2 separate regions of the Homo sapiens genome follow, and region 1 is linked to region 2. A link is a loop called in an ENCODE intact Hi-C map of the cell type or tissue named here. Cell type or tissue: natural killer cell. All regions are shown on one strand. Each heading gives the region's core, and the rest is flanking DNA. Links, peaks and the distances in the headings are about the cores only.

Region 1 (8,332 bases), core at 145-8,144, 560 kb after region 2:
GTTGTTGCTGTAGGGGATACAAGAAAGGGAACTCCTTTTCCACCATCTTGCTAAAGTTACCAGAAAATCAGTTATCACTTTTTTTTTTTTTTGAGACAGAGTCTCGCTCTGTCGCCCAGGCTGGAGTGCAGTGGTGCAATCTCAGCTCACTGCAAGCTCCACCTCCCGGGTTCACGCCATTGTCCTGCCTCAGCCTCCCAAGTAGCTGGGACTACAGGCGCCCGCCACCATGCCCAGCTAATTTTTTTGTATTTTTAGTAGAGGCGGGGTTTGACCGTGTTAGCCAGGATGGTCGCAATCCCCTGACCTCATGATCCACCTGCCTTGGCCTCCCAAAGTGCTGGGATTACAGGCGTGAGCCACTGCGCCCAGCCTCTTTATCACTTTTAATGTCAGAAAATAATGAAAAAATAAATAAATTCAGTTTACTATTCATTTAACAAGTTACTAGCAGAAGTAGAACACTCAGAAAGGAAAGGGTCGAAGACGAGGCCTGAGTGAGGATGTCAGAGGGAGGAAAGAATGGGGGTGGATTGCAGAGGAGAACAGAGTTAAGAGTTGAGGAAGCTCTAAGGGCTCTGAAAGCCAGTGTCACAGCAGTGTGGACAGGAGGATGGGGGTTGGGGATCTTTCCTGTTTGTGAATATAAATTGTGCTTGCTTTTTATTGTTTTTAAATAAGATAGTAGTTAAGCTCTAACTTTTCCTTAGAATGCAGCTTTAGCTGTATTCCATAATTGTATTCTTCTTTCATTAATTTCTAGATACCTTGACATTTGATTTTGATTTTTTCTTTGATCCAGGGTTTACCTAGAAAAGTGTTCAAGTAGTTATTATTATATATTTTTTTTGAGATAACGTCTTGCTCTGTCGCCCATGCTGGAGTGCAGTGGTGCGATCTCAGTTCACTGCAACTTCCACCTCCCTGGTTCAAGCAATTCTCCTGCCTCAGCCTCCCGAGTAGCTGGAATTACAGGTGTGTGCCACCACACCTGGCTAATTTTTGTATATTTAGGAGAGATAGGGTTTTGCCACGTTGACTAGGCTGGTCTTGAACTCCTGGCCTCAGGTGATCCACCTGCTTCAACCTCCCAAAGTGCTGGGATTGCAGGCGTGAGCCACCGCACCTGACTGGAAGTAGTTATTTTTCTGGTCATATTAAGATTTACGGGCCAGGCATTGTGGCTTGTGCCTGTAATCCCAGCACTTTGGGAGGCCAAGGTGGGAGGATCACCTGAGGCCAGGAGTTCAAGACCAGCCTGGCCAACATGGTGAAACCCTGTCTCTAATAAAAATACAAAAAAAATTAGCCAGAGGTGGTGGTGGTGCATGCCTGTAATCCCAGCTACTGGGGAGGCTGAGGCATGAGAATTCCTTGAACCCGGGAGGCAGAGGTTGCAGTGAGCAGAGATCATGCCACTGCACTCCAGCCTGGGTGACAGGGCAAGACCCTGTCTCAACAACAACAACAAAAAGATTTATGGAATTATGGTCAGCAAAAACAGTTTGTAAAGTTTCTACTTTGGGGATTTTAATAAGGCTTACTTCGTTGTTAAGTACATGATTGATTATTAAAAATGTGCTATAAGAAAAACTTGATACTATGTGTATGAACCAAGGTTATCAGTCTGCCTAATTAGACCAAGCTGAGGGATTGTGTCCTTCAGAACGAAATGTTTGCAGATATTTTTTCTGACTTGCTCTTTCAATTTCTGAAAGCTGCATTTAATGTTCCCACAGTGGCTATTCATCCTGGGAGCTGCTGCTCTACACATCTATCTGCCAAGCTTGGTGTGGACTAGTTGTGGCTTCCATGACTTTTCATGGCCTTTTATCAAAACATGGACCCCTTCATTATCTCTGAATATTTCTGACCTTACTATTTCTGATTAACTAACAGTAACCCACCTCTTGTTGTTGTTGTTTGTTGTTGTTGTTGTTGTTGTATTTTTAATCAATCTTTTTGGCCTCAGGCAAGTGACAAAAATTCTTCCTTGGCCAAACTCTAAACAGTCTCTTTTGAGCCCCTTCTCAACCAGGCCCCAATAAACTCTAACATAGTTTCTAATAGCTCACAGCTATATCCCTAGCACCCATAATGTGCCTGCCTAGGAAAACTCAAGGCTGCCAAAAGAATTTAGTTTATTCCAGCCAACACCTGAAGGTAGGGCCTTCAAGCAGGGTCTCCCAGCCTCTGTGGGCAGACAGGAGCCTAATCTTGATATGTGTCAGTTAGTTAGCAAATCCACATGGGTTTCACATGGACCAGAGCCGCCTTCCCAGCTCTCTGTAATTTTTTACTTCCCTGGCTCCACTGAGCCCCTACTCACCCACTCCCTAGTCCCTCATCCTCCCTTTAAAATGCCTGGTCACTTCTGTTCAGATTGATGCGTTCATGCTGGATTTTCTCCTATTACCAATAGTTACTAATTGAGGCCGGGTGCGGTGGCTCATGCCTGTAATCCCAGCACTCTGGGAGGCCGAGGCAGGTGGATCACCTGAGGTCAGGTGTTTGAGACCAGCCTGGCCAACATGGTGAAACCCCGTCTCTACTAAAAATTCAAAAATTAGCTGGGTGTGGTGGCGTACACCTGTAATCCCAGCTACTTGGGAGGCTGAGGCTGGAGAATCCCTTGAACCTAGGAGGCGGAGGTTGCAGTGAGCCAAGATTGTGTCACTGCATTCCAGCCTGGCCTGGGCGACAGAGTAAGACTCTGTCTCGAAAAAAAAAAAAAAAAAAGTTACTGATTCTGATTGAAACGTGTCCTCACCACTCTAGTGTCTGGCTTTGGCAGATGGTCACCTGGCATTTGGCAGTGGAACTCACGGAAGGATTAACTTCTGACAGAGCACCAGCACCCAACATGCACCCCATTTCATCCCGTATCAGTATTGGTGTCCTACTTTTTAATCCAAATGAAAACTAATGCAGACATTTTTACTTGGTGTAAGAGAAGTCGCCTTCAAAAGTTCAATAATTTAACTTCATGGTAGGAGGGAAGTGCAGGAAAAGTGTTTTACTTTTCTTCTGCACATGTGAATTCATGCGCACGGTCACCAAGACCTGTGACCACAAAGCCTTGTGTGAGGGCTTTATTACTTGGCTGCACTTGAAGCCAAGTTAGGGGGAGAAAGGAGGGGCTTCCGGTGAAACACGAAACTTTGTTCCCCTGACTTCCATCTGTGGACATAGATTGTGAGAAGAAAATCAACTTGAGTTCGAGAAAAGCAAAACAGTATCAAAAAACAAATCAAAACAAAGGTAAATAAAGGTAAGACGCAGAGAACAAGAAAAGCAGATAGGATCACGCTGGCACCGCAAGAACACACAAAGATGGTAACTGCAACCATCGAGCCCACACTCGGCTAAGTCAGGTAAGGTGGCAGGTTAATGTTTGGTGCACAAGAATGTTCACTATGACATTAGAAGAGCAACAGTTTAGAAACAGCCTAAATGCTAAAAAATTTAGAGGTGGAGAATTTTATTTACCAGAAATTCACAATGAGGATTTTTAGAAAGAAAACCAGTGAACAAATAATTGCACTCCTTGGGGTAGAAGAGAAACTTGTGTGCGTGTGTCTGTGTGTGTGTGGTGTGTGGTGTGTGATGTGTGGGTGGTGTGTGTAGGGTTTGTCTGGTGTGTGTGTGTTGTGTGGTTTGTGTGTGTGTGGTATATGTGCTGTGTATGTGCATTTGTGTATATGATGTGTTTGGTTTGTGTGTGGAATGTATGTATATATGTATGTTTGTGTGATGTGTGTTTTTGTGTGAGGTGTGTATGGTGTGTATGTGTTTGTGTGTGGTGTGTGTGTGTGAGGTGTGTGTTTGGTGTTTGTGGAGTGTATGTATGTGATATGTGTGTGGAGTGTATGTGTATGGTGTGTGTGATGTGTGTAGTATGTGAGGTGTGTGTGTGGTGCATGTTTGCGGTGTGTGGTGTGTGATGTGTGTGGTGTATGTGTGTGGTATGTGAGGTGTGTGTGTGGTGTTTGTGGTATGTGTGAGGTTGTGTGAGGTGTGTGGTGTATGTGTGGATGGTGTGTGAGTTGTGTATGTGATGTGTGGTGTTTCTGGAGTGTTTGTGTGTGTGCACATGTGTGTGCTGTATGTGTGGTGTGTGTGTGTAATTTGTGTGCGAGGTGTGCAAGGTGTGTGTGTTATCTGTGATGTGTATGTGGCGTGTGTGATATGTGAGCGGTGTGTATGGTATGTGTGAAATGTGTGGTGTGTATATGTTATGTATGTGTCTCTGGTATATGAGGTGTGTGTGTGTAGTGTGTGTGTGGTGTGGGTTGATGTGGTGTGTATGTGTGTGGTGTGTGCAAGATGTGTGTGGTGTGTGTGGTGTGTGTGTATAAGTGTGCATGTGAATGTGTATATGGTGTGTGTGTGAATGTGTGTGGTGTTTGCAGAATACGTGTCTGTGTGTGGTGTATGTGTGTATGAGTCTGTATGGTGCTGAAGGTGTGTGTGGTGTGTAAGTGTGTGTGGTGTGTGTGGAATGTGTGTGGGGGTGTGGGTGTGTGCAGTGTGTATGAGTGTGTGGTGTGTGTGGTGTATGTGTGGTGTGTGTGTATGAGTGTGTGTGGTGTGTGTGGAACGTGTGTGTGGGTGTGGGTGTGTGTGGTGTATGTGTATGTGTGGTGTGTATGTGTATGGGTATGTGTGGAATATGTGTGGGTTGTGTGTGTGGTGTATGTGTATGGGTGTGTGTGTGGTATGTGTGGTGTCTGTGTGGAATGTGTGTGGTGTGTATGTGTATGGGTATGTGTGGAATGTGTGTGGGGTGTGTGTGTGGTGTATGTGTATGGGTGTGTGTGTGGTATGTGTGGTGTGTGTGAAATTGTGTGTGTGGTGTATGTGTATGAGTATCTGTGTATGTGTGTGGGGACAATTATTTATGGAGCACCTACGCTCTTCACCAGCAGTGAACACAAGAGAGGGGGAAACCCTGCTCTGGGGACGTCACCTCCCATGATGCCATTCGCAGTTGGGGACCAACTTCCTCCATTTGTGGCTTTCACTCTGAGAATGCCTCAACACGCAGGTTTCTCCACCGATTGGTATTTACACCCCCCACTTTAAACTGCTTTCCTGCCCTTTTTTCTGGCTGTGACTAGAATTATTTTTAGGGAAAAGAGAGAAGGATCTGGATGAATGAATTAATTAGAATTCATTTTCTAGTGGCATTTCTCCCAGTTCCTTCATTTCTGCTTGAAGGACAATTAAGGGTTCCGGTGTGGCTAATCATGTGGATTAAGAGTGGCTTCTTGTCTCCCATACAAATCCAAATGACTCACCACCAGTCATTTTTCCCGCTTTCTATGATCCTGAGATCCTAACTTCACTAACTGGGAAGTTACAGTTTTCAGAGATGCATTTTTTTTTTAAATAATGAGAGTGACTTTCTCAGTTTTATGTTACACTCTCTTGGCAAATAAGCTGCCTGTGCTGCTGTAGCCTGCACATTTTTGTTTGCAGTTAAAGAGGATGAAGAAGCCATCACCGGGTTCAGGTGCAGACACCTTTTTAGATGATTCTTAGTTACAGTGATTTTTAGAGGCACAGTTGATGACTAGTGGAAAGGCTTTCCGACCAGACTCTTTAAACTACCCACTCAGGCCAAGGAATCCCCCTCACCAGCTGCGTTTTCCTCAGGGAACTGAGCTTCCCAACCCTGTAGAATGTACTTCCCTTCCCTTCATGTGTCTGTTTGGTTCTCTGCCCCATCCCTGTGCCCAGAATAGCACCAGGCCTCCAGCAGACTGAGATCTCCATCTGTGGTCCAGGTTAATCTAATAATCTCACATCGGATCAGTTTGACCATCGGGATTTCTGTGGTCTAGTCTCTAATACCGCATGTCTGCATTTGGGATAGAGCATTTCACCCACAATTTAACCAAAAAATGCTGTTCCAAATAATCGTGTTGGCCACAGTATATTAAACACGCAGCTTTCCTAATAAGCACTTTAGTTTTCTTGCACATACAAGGAAGAGATTGGGTTTTTATATAGACTAGGTTATTTCAGCAAAAAAAAAAAAAAAAAATCCCGAAGGGATAATCAAGTTAATACAATTTGTTAAAAGGGAACACTACATGTGCAATGAGTTTGCATATTTATAGAACCCACATAATAAAGCCAGCTTTTACCAGATCACTTTCCCTTGTAAACATGGTCAATTGTATCTTGTAGGAAAGAAATGTAACAGTTATGTTAAACTAATGAAGTTCACATTGAAAACTATTTTAGGTAACTAGAAGTTTACTCTTACTGCATAATAACTAAAACTCGAAGAAAATTTACCTGAAATTAAAAAAGAAAAGCGTTGCTCGCTTTTATGGGACCACTTGCCTTAGAGAGGGAGCCCCCACAACACGTGAGTCTCCTCCCACCCCGTCCATGGACCTCCGTGCCAGCAGAGAGCAGCTCTTATATATGAATATGTGTAGTGTGTATGGAACGTGGTGTGTGTATAGTATATGTGTATATGAGTGTGTATCTGTGTGTGGGAACAATTATTTATGGAGCGCCTCTCTGTGCTGGGGACCAGCAGTGAACACAAGAGGGAGAAACCCTGCCTTAGGGACCTCACCTCCCACGATGCCACCTTCGCAGGTGGGGACTGACTTTCTCCATCTGTGGCTTTCACGTACCTCGACACACACATTTGTCCAGGGACTGGTATTTATGCTACCCCCCCCCCCCCTTCTTAAACTGAAGGACCTTTTTCTGGCTGTGAACTAAAATTACTTTTAGGGAAAAAAGAAAGAGAACCCTTGTGAACATGGTCAATTGTATTTTGTAGGAGAGAAACGTAACATTTATGTTAAGCGAATGAAGTTCACATTGAAAACTATTTTAGGTAACTAGAAGTTTACTCTTACTGCGTTATTAAAACTTGAAGAAAATTTACCTGAAATTATAAAAAAATTAAATTTTTGAAATTAAAAAATATTTTTTAAAAAATTAAACTTCAATTTTAAAGTTAAATTAAAATTTAAATATTTTTAATTTTAAAATTAAAAATTCAGAGCCCGCGAGCACAGCAGACAGGCACCAGCTCCCAAGCAAGAACAGCAGCGAATCAACATTTACTCCGAAAAAAAAAAAAAAAAAAACCCTTTCAGAACAGTTTGTGCTCCTGTTCAGCCCAGGAGACGTCGTTCCTGCTTTTACGCGGCGCCATGTCCTTCTTGGCGTACACTTGGCAAAACAGAATGAGAACTGTAGGTCGATAGAGAGACCTCCCTCCCTCTCGCCGGACCCCTCCCTCTCGCCGGACCCCTCCCTCTCGCCGGACCCCTCCCTCTCGCCGGACCCCTCCCTCTCGCCGGACCCAACTGGGTAGGGCGAGGAGCCAGGGGTGGGCGGGGAGGCGCCTGCGGGGAGGTCTGGAGCACGCCCGAGGCCAGGAGGAGGCGGAGCCGTAGCGAGCGTATGAAGGGAGGACCTGAGCTAAGGACCCGCGCCCGCCCGGGGGTTCCAGCATGCGGGGGAGTGGTCCCAGAGGAAGACAGGTCATTCCAGGGCCCCTAACCTTTTCTGCACCTTGGACCCATTTGGACTTGGGTCTCTTCTCAGGGTATAATTTCATAACACAAAAAATAAAACACAAACTTCAAAGATAACATCTAATATTAAAATTATCAAAATATTTAAAAAATAACATTGGGATGTGTTATCATTTGTGTGCTTCTGTATTAACTCAATAACAAGATTTTGCAGCGGGCCCAATAATGTGTGTTATTGTCAAGCAGTGATGAGCGAAATAGAATTTCTAGTATCGGCCACAACTGCAAAGTGACATGAAAATAACCAGTGTTTAGTGGCGACCAGCCACCCATAATAGCAATACGTCTCTGGGTTTTTTCCCTATGTGTATAATAAGGGAAATGCTACATCGCAGTTCTGAATGAAATGTAGGTTAGTGATTTTTTTTTTCCCAACCCAAGTTCCCAGGCAGAACTATGAGGGTCTTGGCAGAACCGTGGGGGTCTTGGGCTCTGCGACTGAGGAAAGATAGAGTCTTCAGGTGAAGGAAGAGCTCTGCCTCCAAAGAAAGAGTGCAGCCACTGGGAATCACAAGCTGCAGAGGAACGCAGGTACCAGATGTCCTGGTGTGCCCACGATGGAGGCGGCAGGCTTTCGCCCTTTATCTAATGCTATGAGCGTGGGCCTCATCAGCTGCCACAGCTGCGCTCTGGCTGAGGCATCACTCAGCAAATACTGCTTTCTCAGGAAGACCTATTCTGTTTTTTGTTTTTGTTTTTTGTTTTGTTTTGTTTTGTTTTTTACAGTATTTCCTGTTTAATAACCTGCCTCCAGAGAG
Region 2 (8,332 bases), core at 18-8,017:
ATGAGAGGCAGAAAGAGGATGTGCCTGAAGCTGAGGGCTCACTTGATTAAGTTGCTTACTTTTCATCTCATACTTCTAGTTGATCTAAAAATCCGCATAGCTAAACGCCACGTAGCTGAGCAGTACTCACTAAACTCCCACTGACTTCCTTACACTGGCTCTGACTATAGGTCACTATAGTAACCAGCACTTAGAGTTGTTTTTCAGGAACTATGGGCAGTACTTGTCCAGTTCAAGCTCATTGAGTCCACCAGCCCTTCAGCTGAACCTGTGTGGGTGTCCAAAGAGTGACCTTTTGACGTCAGAGGGCTAAAATCTCCACCCTTAGATCAGGTTAGTGCCACCCTTTTCTGCATGTGTCCGGTGAAGAACCGTGCAGCCCCACCAGGCTTGCATGAACTCCCATTACCTCCCCCTTCACCTCAAGACCACTTGGGTTTCTAGCCCATAAGTACCCTCACGTCCTATTTTTAGAGAGGCAAATTTGAGACCTGTCCTCCCGCCTCCTCTCTTGACTGCCTCGTGAATAAACTCCTACTCTTTTGCAAAATCCATAAGTCACAGTGATCGGCTTACTGTGACATGCCCACAGGGGCAGCAGCCGTGTAGGAACAGTGACCTGCATGCAGGCTGTGCCCCTAAGTGCAGGGACAGCTCCGTGTTGTCCCTCCTGCTGAGATCCTCAGGTTGTTCTGTTTCACCTGCACCAGTGCCCCTCAAGTGTGCCTGAGCTCATAGCACTTTGCTGCCATGAGGCCCCCCAAATTCACCTGGAGAGCCTGTCCTAACTTCAAATCCTGGGGTGGGTGGTCCCTCTGTCCACAAGAGCCCCGACTTCTTTTACACCTCGGTAGCACCCACCTAGGCCCAGGCACCAGCTCAAGGCTGGGAGAGGAGGCAGCTTTGCCAACCTCACTACAGAAAAAACAAAAACTAACAAAAGAAGCCTGTGTACTCCCTAACCCCAGGCAAAGGCCCCTCCTGAGCATCCATTCATATAGCCACAGGGAAGGCTTAGCTGCTTCTTTGCATCTGCCTTTCTGGGCTGTTTGTTTGTTTGTTTGTTTGTTTGCTTGCTTGCTTGCTTGCTTGCTTGTTTTTAATCTCATTGAGATTTTATGAGGAATTAGCTACAGTCCTCTGCTCTACCAGCTGAGCTATTGAAGGGACATCATTGAGCTTTTAAATGATCCGTAAGAAAGTTTTGGAGAAATTGAAGAGCAGCATGTAAACTTATATACTGGCTAACTTGTTAATGCATTCACACACACACACACACACACACACACACACACACACACATTATGTGGAAATGAGAACAAGCAATTGGGGAACATATTTCAGCAACTCTTCTTCCAGGTACAGAATTGCTCATCATGCAAGAGATGAATCATCAAGAAGCAGAAACTATCACAGTTTTCAGTTAAACTTTCTTGCACTCTCTGCACTCTGCAAAGGTAAATGTGTTCTAAGTTTACATGTGAAAGTATTCATGGGGCTTCTAGGATATGTTTCAGTAAAATAGTAAAAATCTGCTTTCTCTCTCTCCCTCTCTCTCTCTCCTTCTCGGGTTCATTCAGGAAGGAACAACTGATCCAACTAAAAAGAAACTAAGGAGGGCTTCCTGGAGAAAGGGGCACTTAGGTTGAGATTTGGAGAATCATCTTCAAATGGGGGAAGCATTTCAGGCTTTGAGTAAACATGAGAAGATAGGAAGGTTCGGGACTCCTTTGGGAAGACTGAAGAGTCCAGGGGATTATAGAGTAGGGTCTTGCGCAGTGTGTGCTGGGTGGGCAGGAAGATGGTTCAGCTGGAATATAGATGATGCTTCCACTGCAGTCAGTCAGGAGGATCAGGAGGAGCAGTCGGGGGTTTTCCCAAAAGGCAGTAACATGATCCATTGTATTATAGAAACAGGTTCGTGGCTGGAACTAAGGTGGGAGAACCTGAGTTTGGGAAGTCAAGGTTTGTAAAACAGTGCAGACCAGAGTAAAGGGGCTCTGTCTCACCAGGGGATCACCCCAGCAGGAGGGCCCCTGCCTGTGCCTGAAGCCACTCAGCCCTTTAAAAGCTGCCCCTAGGGACACCCCTTTACCAGAGAGGAGAACCAGAACACACAGAAAATAAGGTCCCCATCTGACCCCAGCAAAACATGATGTCCGAAAGACCGTTGCATCTGAGAGTAATTGTCATGTAGCATTTCTGTTTCCTGTATCCGGATACAAAAATAATGAATGAGGGGAAGCAGGCAAAGGAGACAAGCGTTCCCACCACGAAATCCTTGCACTTCAGTCCTTTTGTTAACCTTGGTGGAGTAGCACTCAACAGAAAATAACTAAACTCACCTATTTTTACTTTAGTAGCTATAAAATTTTCATTTCAAATGATAAATTCTGCTCTTTGGTTTAAACACAAAGTTTGCATACACTAATGTTTCCTTAAAATCAAACACCAAAGAGTGACCTTACATCTCTCACTCCCCTGTGCCATGTGTCTCCAAAGATGGCCCCAAGAACCCCAAATCCTTGTAACTGCCCTTCTGCAGTCATCCCTGAAGGGAGTCAGAGCATGCCACCCCAGAATATACCACTTTGGCATAAGGATTATTTTGAGCTGAAGGCAAATGAGAAATAGCAGAAGCAGGAAAATCTCTCTATTATTTCCCACCTGTGTAAAGGAGGGCATAAATTTCCCTTTGTGAAGGGGTCCCCCTCTGCCAGGAAAAGGAGACAATGCTTATCCCTTGACATGATACTGGCTTCAATCTGCATAAACAAACTTACTAAATAAACCTTATCTTCCATTAGTTTTCCCCCACATATTTGACATTCCACGGTTTATCACCACTAGAATTTCAAATCCTTTGTCTTTGCCTTGTCATTTTGCCACAAGTTTACAGTCTTTGTTAAAATGGTATATGAGTTCTCAGTCATAACTCTTTCTTTGGGTTTTCACTTTCTGTAAGATACTTGTTTACATGTAAAAATTTTTTAAAAAATGTTTTTGAGACAGACTCTCACTCTTTGAGATGGAATCTCCCTCTATTGCCCAGGCTGGAGTGCAGTGGTGCAATCTTGGCTCAGTGCAACCTCCGCCTCCTGGGTTCAAGCGATTCACCTGCCTCAGCCTCCCAAGGAGTTGGGATTACAGGCATGTGCCACCACGCCTGGCTAATTTTGTATTATTATTATTATTTTTTTAAGTACAGACGAGGTTTCTCCATGTTGGTCAGGCTAGTCTCGAACTCCTGACCTCAGGTCATCTGCCCACCTTGGCCTCCCAAACTGCTGGGATTACAGGCATGAGCCACCATGCCTGGCTGACTCTCGCTCTTTTGCCCAGGCTTGGAGTGCAGTGGGTGCGATCTCAGCTCACTGCAACCTTCGCCTCCTGGCTTCAAGCGATTCTCCTACCTCAGGGCTTCAAGCGATTCTCCTGCCTCAGCCTGCTGAGTAGCTAGGATTACAGGTGTGCACCACCATGCCCAGCTAATTTTGTATTTTTAGTAGAGACGGGGTTTCGCCATGTTGGCCAGGTTGATCTCAAACTACTGGCCTCAAGTGATCTGCCTGCCTCAGTCTCCCAAAGTGCTGGGATTACAGGCATGAGCCACCATGCCCAGCCCAAAAATTAAGATATTAACATCAAATACAATTTGTATACTTTTTCTCCTGTTAATCTGTCCTTTGTTAGTTTAATTTGCAGGCCACAGTCACTAAACCTAAAAGGGCGGAAGAAACATTCTTTCTTCCCTGCTTTCCAACATTGTGTCTGGACTAAGCCTGAGACCCACTTTAGTCAACAGTGTATCAGGTGACTCTGTGCCTGTTCTGGGCCTAACTTGTAGAGCTTGGCAATGTTTGTTCTTGTGCTCTTGGGAGTCCTGAACCACCATGTAAGACAGGGGTTGGCAAACTATGGCCCATGGGCCAAATCCAGCCCACTGTCTATTTTTGTAAATAAAGCTTTATTGCAGCAGAGCAATGTCCATCTGTTTATGGGCATTTATGGCTACCTTTGCATTACAATGGTAGAGTTGAGTACTTGTGACATAGACTATATGGTCAAAGAGTCTAAAATATTTGGTCTTGTACTGAAAAGTTTGCTGACCCCTGATTTTAAAAGACCATCGACCTGCTGGAGAGACTACATGGAGAAGTCCTGAGGCCACAAGGAGAAAGAGAGAGGCTCAGCTGTCCATGTTCCATTTCCTAGTCCCAGGGCCAGGTGATTCAGCCCTATTACCAGTCATTGCCAATAGGAGAGACCCCAAAGGAGGTCAGCAGAAGAACCATCCTGCTGACCCCAGGCAATCTGAAGAACTGGAATAATAAAATGGTAGCTCTATGCTGCTGCATTTTGGATGGTTTATTACACAGCAGCAGATAATTGGAACCCACTCCCTCCCCACCTCCAAACAAAAATATTGGGCTGTGACTGTGAAGACGAACCAAAAACAAACAAACAAAAAAACAAGCACCATTGAAGATGAGTTACAAAACCATGACTGAATTAGTTCCCAAAGCTGTCTAATAGCACCACGTAACTGCTTGCAGAGTTTTTCTGAAGAAATACCATAACTCATCATGAAACCAGCTATTAAACCACAAAACTTCTGTTTCCTTCACCTTGTACGTCACCCCTACTCTCTGCAACAGTTTGACCGCATTTTAGTTTGTGGGTTTTTGCCTTTTAAATGAATCTTATCATTATGAACACTGAGTACCCAAATAGTCCCCCAGGGCAGGAACTTCTCGTCTCTCTGAACACAGAATGTCCACTTGTGTGTTCTTTCAGATGCAGGGTCTTCTTGCCCTGAATTTCTAGAATGTGTTCTTAAAGAAACATACCTATTATTTCAAAGTATCTCAATTTTTTGAGAGACAAGGAGCACTATGAATCCAGCTCATGGTGTTAATGGCTTTCTCATCATAAATCCATCAGCTATATTAGTTCTTTAGAGAAAGTAAAAATCAGAACAAGGTCTATTTGTCATATTTCCTTAACCACATCTGGAGAGAAGCTTCAAGTGAGTAAATCCAACATATGATTGTGATTCTGGGAGCATCGTTGTTTCTGTTTTCATGAAGTTTTCTCTAAGGAATGAGTTAAGGAATGAGTTAGTTCTTTTGGGGAAAAAAAAATAGTGTGCCTCCCCCCCACTGCCCACCATCTGCACACCCACTCTCGGAAATGTTGCCTGCCCATATTTACCTGCTCACCAAGCTGTTCCCTATTCTAGAAGTTTCCACTCTCCCTTGAGTATAAAAGCTTCAACCCTGGTTCAGTGGGTGGTAGCTGCACCATGGTCTGGGGAAATCAGCACTTTTTCGTGGGTGTTGCTGCCCAGGGACCAAAGGGGACTTGAGGATAATCAAGCCAGCTCTGCAAGTCTCCAACCACACAAGGGGACTGAGCTCCCACCACATCCCTCAACCTCCCGCCGCCATCTTGCTTTCCCACTCCCTGCCTCCCACACAGCTCAGCTGCCTTTTGCTGCCCTTTGCTGCCCTTTACTGCCCCTTGCACTCCCCAGCAAACCTCCTCCATCCTCTCCACTGCGTCTCCTCCCTCCCTTCCTCCCCTCTGTCACCCCAATGGCCCAGGGAGAGCACAGGACAACATGGAGTGAGGAAAGGGAGGAGCTCAGCCAGCTAACCATCCCTGCCCACCACATGTGAATTAGACAGGCTTCTCCAGAGACAGAGCCAACAGGGTATGTACACAGGAAGAAATTTATCTGAGGAATTGGCTCACACAGTTATGGAGGCTGACAAGCCCTGAGATCTGCCATCTGCAAACTGGAGACCCAAGAAAGCCAGTGTTACAATTCACTCCTGTTCCAACAGCCTGAGAACCAGGGGAACAGATGATGTAAATCCCAATCCCAGGGCAGAAGAAGAAGAAATGAGATGTCCCAGCTCAAGCATGGAGGAAAGGGGGGAAGAGAGCAAATTCCTCTGTTCTCTGTCTTTTGTTTTGTGCAGACCCTCAAGGGGTTGGATGAGGCCCACCTACATTGAGAAGGGCATCCGCTTCACTAAGTCTTCTGGTTCAAATGCTAATCCCATCAGAAAACTGTCACAGACACACCCAAATAATGTTTAATCTGAGCACCTACGGTCCACTCAAATTGACTCATAAAATAAGTCATCACATGGGTGAAAGCCTTCCCTGGATGGTGAGTTTTCTGTCTCCCCAACGTGCATGCATGAAGAGCTGTCTGGGTAGATCTGATTCCCATCTTTTACCTACAAACATTTACCCACAACCTTGCCCAAATAACACTGAGCTCCAGGCTGTATGTGTATTATTTCTCATCTTTACAATGGCCCAGAGAGGAGTTCCTGAGTCCTGGAGGGAACTGAGGTAAAAGTGTAACCACTTGATGGGTTCTTCCTGCCCACTGCACGAAATCCATCCACTGAGACCAGGGCATTGCAACAGAGAAAGAGTTTAACTGACGTAAGGCTGGCCCATGCAGGAGAAATGAAGTTATTACTCAAGTATTCGGTGGGCTGGGGGACTAGGGAATGGGTGCTGCTGATTAGCTGGGGAGGAAATCATAAAGGGGTGGAAAACAATCCTTGTGCACTGAGTCCACCTCTGGGTGGAACCACAGGACCAGCTGAGTTATGAGTCAGGGGTCCAGGTGAAGTCAGTCTGAAAAAAATCAGATAAAACCAATCTTAGGTTCTACAATAGTGATGTATCCACAGGAGCAATTGGGGAACGTCACAAATCTTGTGACCTCTGGCCACATGACCCCTGAGCAGTAAGGGATTATAGAAATTATGCCATCATTTAGGCAGAGTTCAGGCCTCTCCCACAATTCTAATCTTGTCATCCTTCATTAGTCTTACAAAGGCGGTTTTTGGTCCCTGAGCAAGGAGGGGGTTAGTTTTATGGAGGGATTTACTTTTACCCTTGCTTTTAAGTTAAACTATAAACTATATTCCTCCTAAAGTTACCTTGGCCCATGCTGCCTTGACCAAGGACAGCTTGGAGGTCAGAAGCAAGATGCAATCAACTAAGTCAGATTTCTCTCACTGTCATAAATTTTGCAAATGCAGTTTCAGAGGGAATGAGTAGGGAAAGGTGGAGGGCCCCTTGTAAGTTATTTGCTGAAGAGCACACAGCTAATGGGTGCAGTTAACACAGGCTTTTGTTGAGACGAAGTCTTGCTCTGTCACCCAGACTGGAGTGCAGTGGTGCGATCTCGGCTCACTGCAACCGCTGCCTCCCGGGTTCAAGCAATTCTCTGCCTCAGCCTCCTGAGTAGTGCCCACCACCACACACAGCTAATTTTTGTATTTTTAGTAAAGATGGGGTTTCATCATCTTGGCAGGCTGGTCTTGAACTCCTGACCTCATGATCCACCCGCCTGGGCCTCCCAAAGTGCTGGGATTACAGGCGTGCGCCAGTGCACCCAGCCTAGGCTTTCCTTTTTTAAAACTCTTTTATTTTATTTACCAATACATATTCATGAAAACAAATCAACCCACACAATAAAGCACCAACAAGAAAGACAAATTAATCACTAAAATTGTAGTACCTCGAAGTACAGTTGACCCTTGAACAATGCAGGGGTTAGGAGCACCAACTCTCATGCAGTCAAAAATCCTCGTATACATTTCGACTCCCCCCAAAACTTTACAGTAATAGCTTGCTGTTGACCAGAGGCCTTACTGATAACATAAATAGCCAATTAACACATATTTCATATGTTATATATGTCATATACTGTATTCTTAAAGTAAAGTAAGCTAGAAAGAAGAAAATATAATTAAGAAAATCATTAAAGAGAAAATATATTTACTATTCACCAAGTGGGGGCGGATCATCATAGAGGTCTTCATCCCTGTCTTCAAGTGGAGTAGGTCGAGGAGGAGGAAGAAGAGGGATTGGTCTCACTGTCCCAGGAATGGCAGAGGTGGAAGAAAATCTGCATATAAGTGGCCCACACAGTTCAAACCTATGTTGTTAAAGGGCCCATTGTGCATCCAGTCCTTGTCTCAAACTGAAGGCTCGGCCTTGTTCTAATGCTATTGTCTCTAAGATATTCCCTTATATATTTACATCACTGCTCCACTGCAACGCACTGCTAAGATGCTTACACCCTGTCTCCGGGGGCTATGGTTGCCCTAGTTGAGGAGGACTCAGTGGCAGAAGGGACAGGAGTTCACCGACAACTGAAGCCCTGTCCCCGGGGTGCTCTCTTGGGTGCTGGTGACTCCCGGCATCCCCTCTTGGGCATATTTTGAGGTCTAGAGAACCATTTTGCCCAATAGTGGCTGTCAGATAAGGTCTGTTTGGCAGATGCCTGCAGAGC

Evidence for each region. A loop is a pair of places that touch in the nucleus more often than their neighbours do. Peaks named below come from ENCODE experiments on the same cell type or tissue, not always from the same donor. Only the 100,000 strongest peaks of a DNase experiment are listed, where the experiment ranks them.
Region 1: it touches region 2 in a loop (6-fold over the local background); 2 of 110 quality-filtered maps call a loop at or near these places.

Annotation. Positions count from the first base shown.
Region 1 is chr9:91,707,246-91,715,577 of GRCh38, forward strand. No RefSeq gene overlaps it. Among named protein-coding and RNA genes, the nearest start is that of MIR3910-2, 75 kb to the left of the region's middle. RefSeq lists a silencer at 7,382-7,431. In natural killer cell, for the core only: no CTCF peak of the experiment used is centred there; a DNase peak (open chromatin) is centred at 4,966; H3K4me3 peaks cover 642 bases; H3K27ac peaks cover 2,009 bases.
Region 2 is chr9:91,146,544-91,154,875 of GRCh38, forward strand. The region is part of intron 1 of LINC02937 (long intergenic non-protein coding RNA 2937); the gene reads right to left. The region is part of intron 2 of LINC00484 (long intergenic non-protein coding RNA 484); the gene reads left to right. Among named protein-coding and RNA genes, the nearest start is that of LINC02937, 13 kb to the right of the region's middle. RefSeq lists enhancers at 218-785, 1,193-1,312. In natural killer cell, for the core only: no CTCF peak of the experiment used is centred there; a DNase peak (open chromatin) is centred at 4,648; H3K27ac peaks cover 3,336 bases.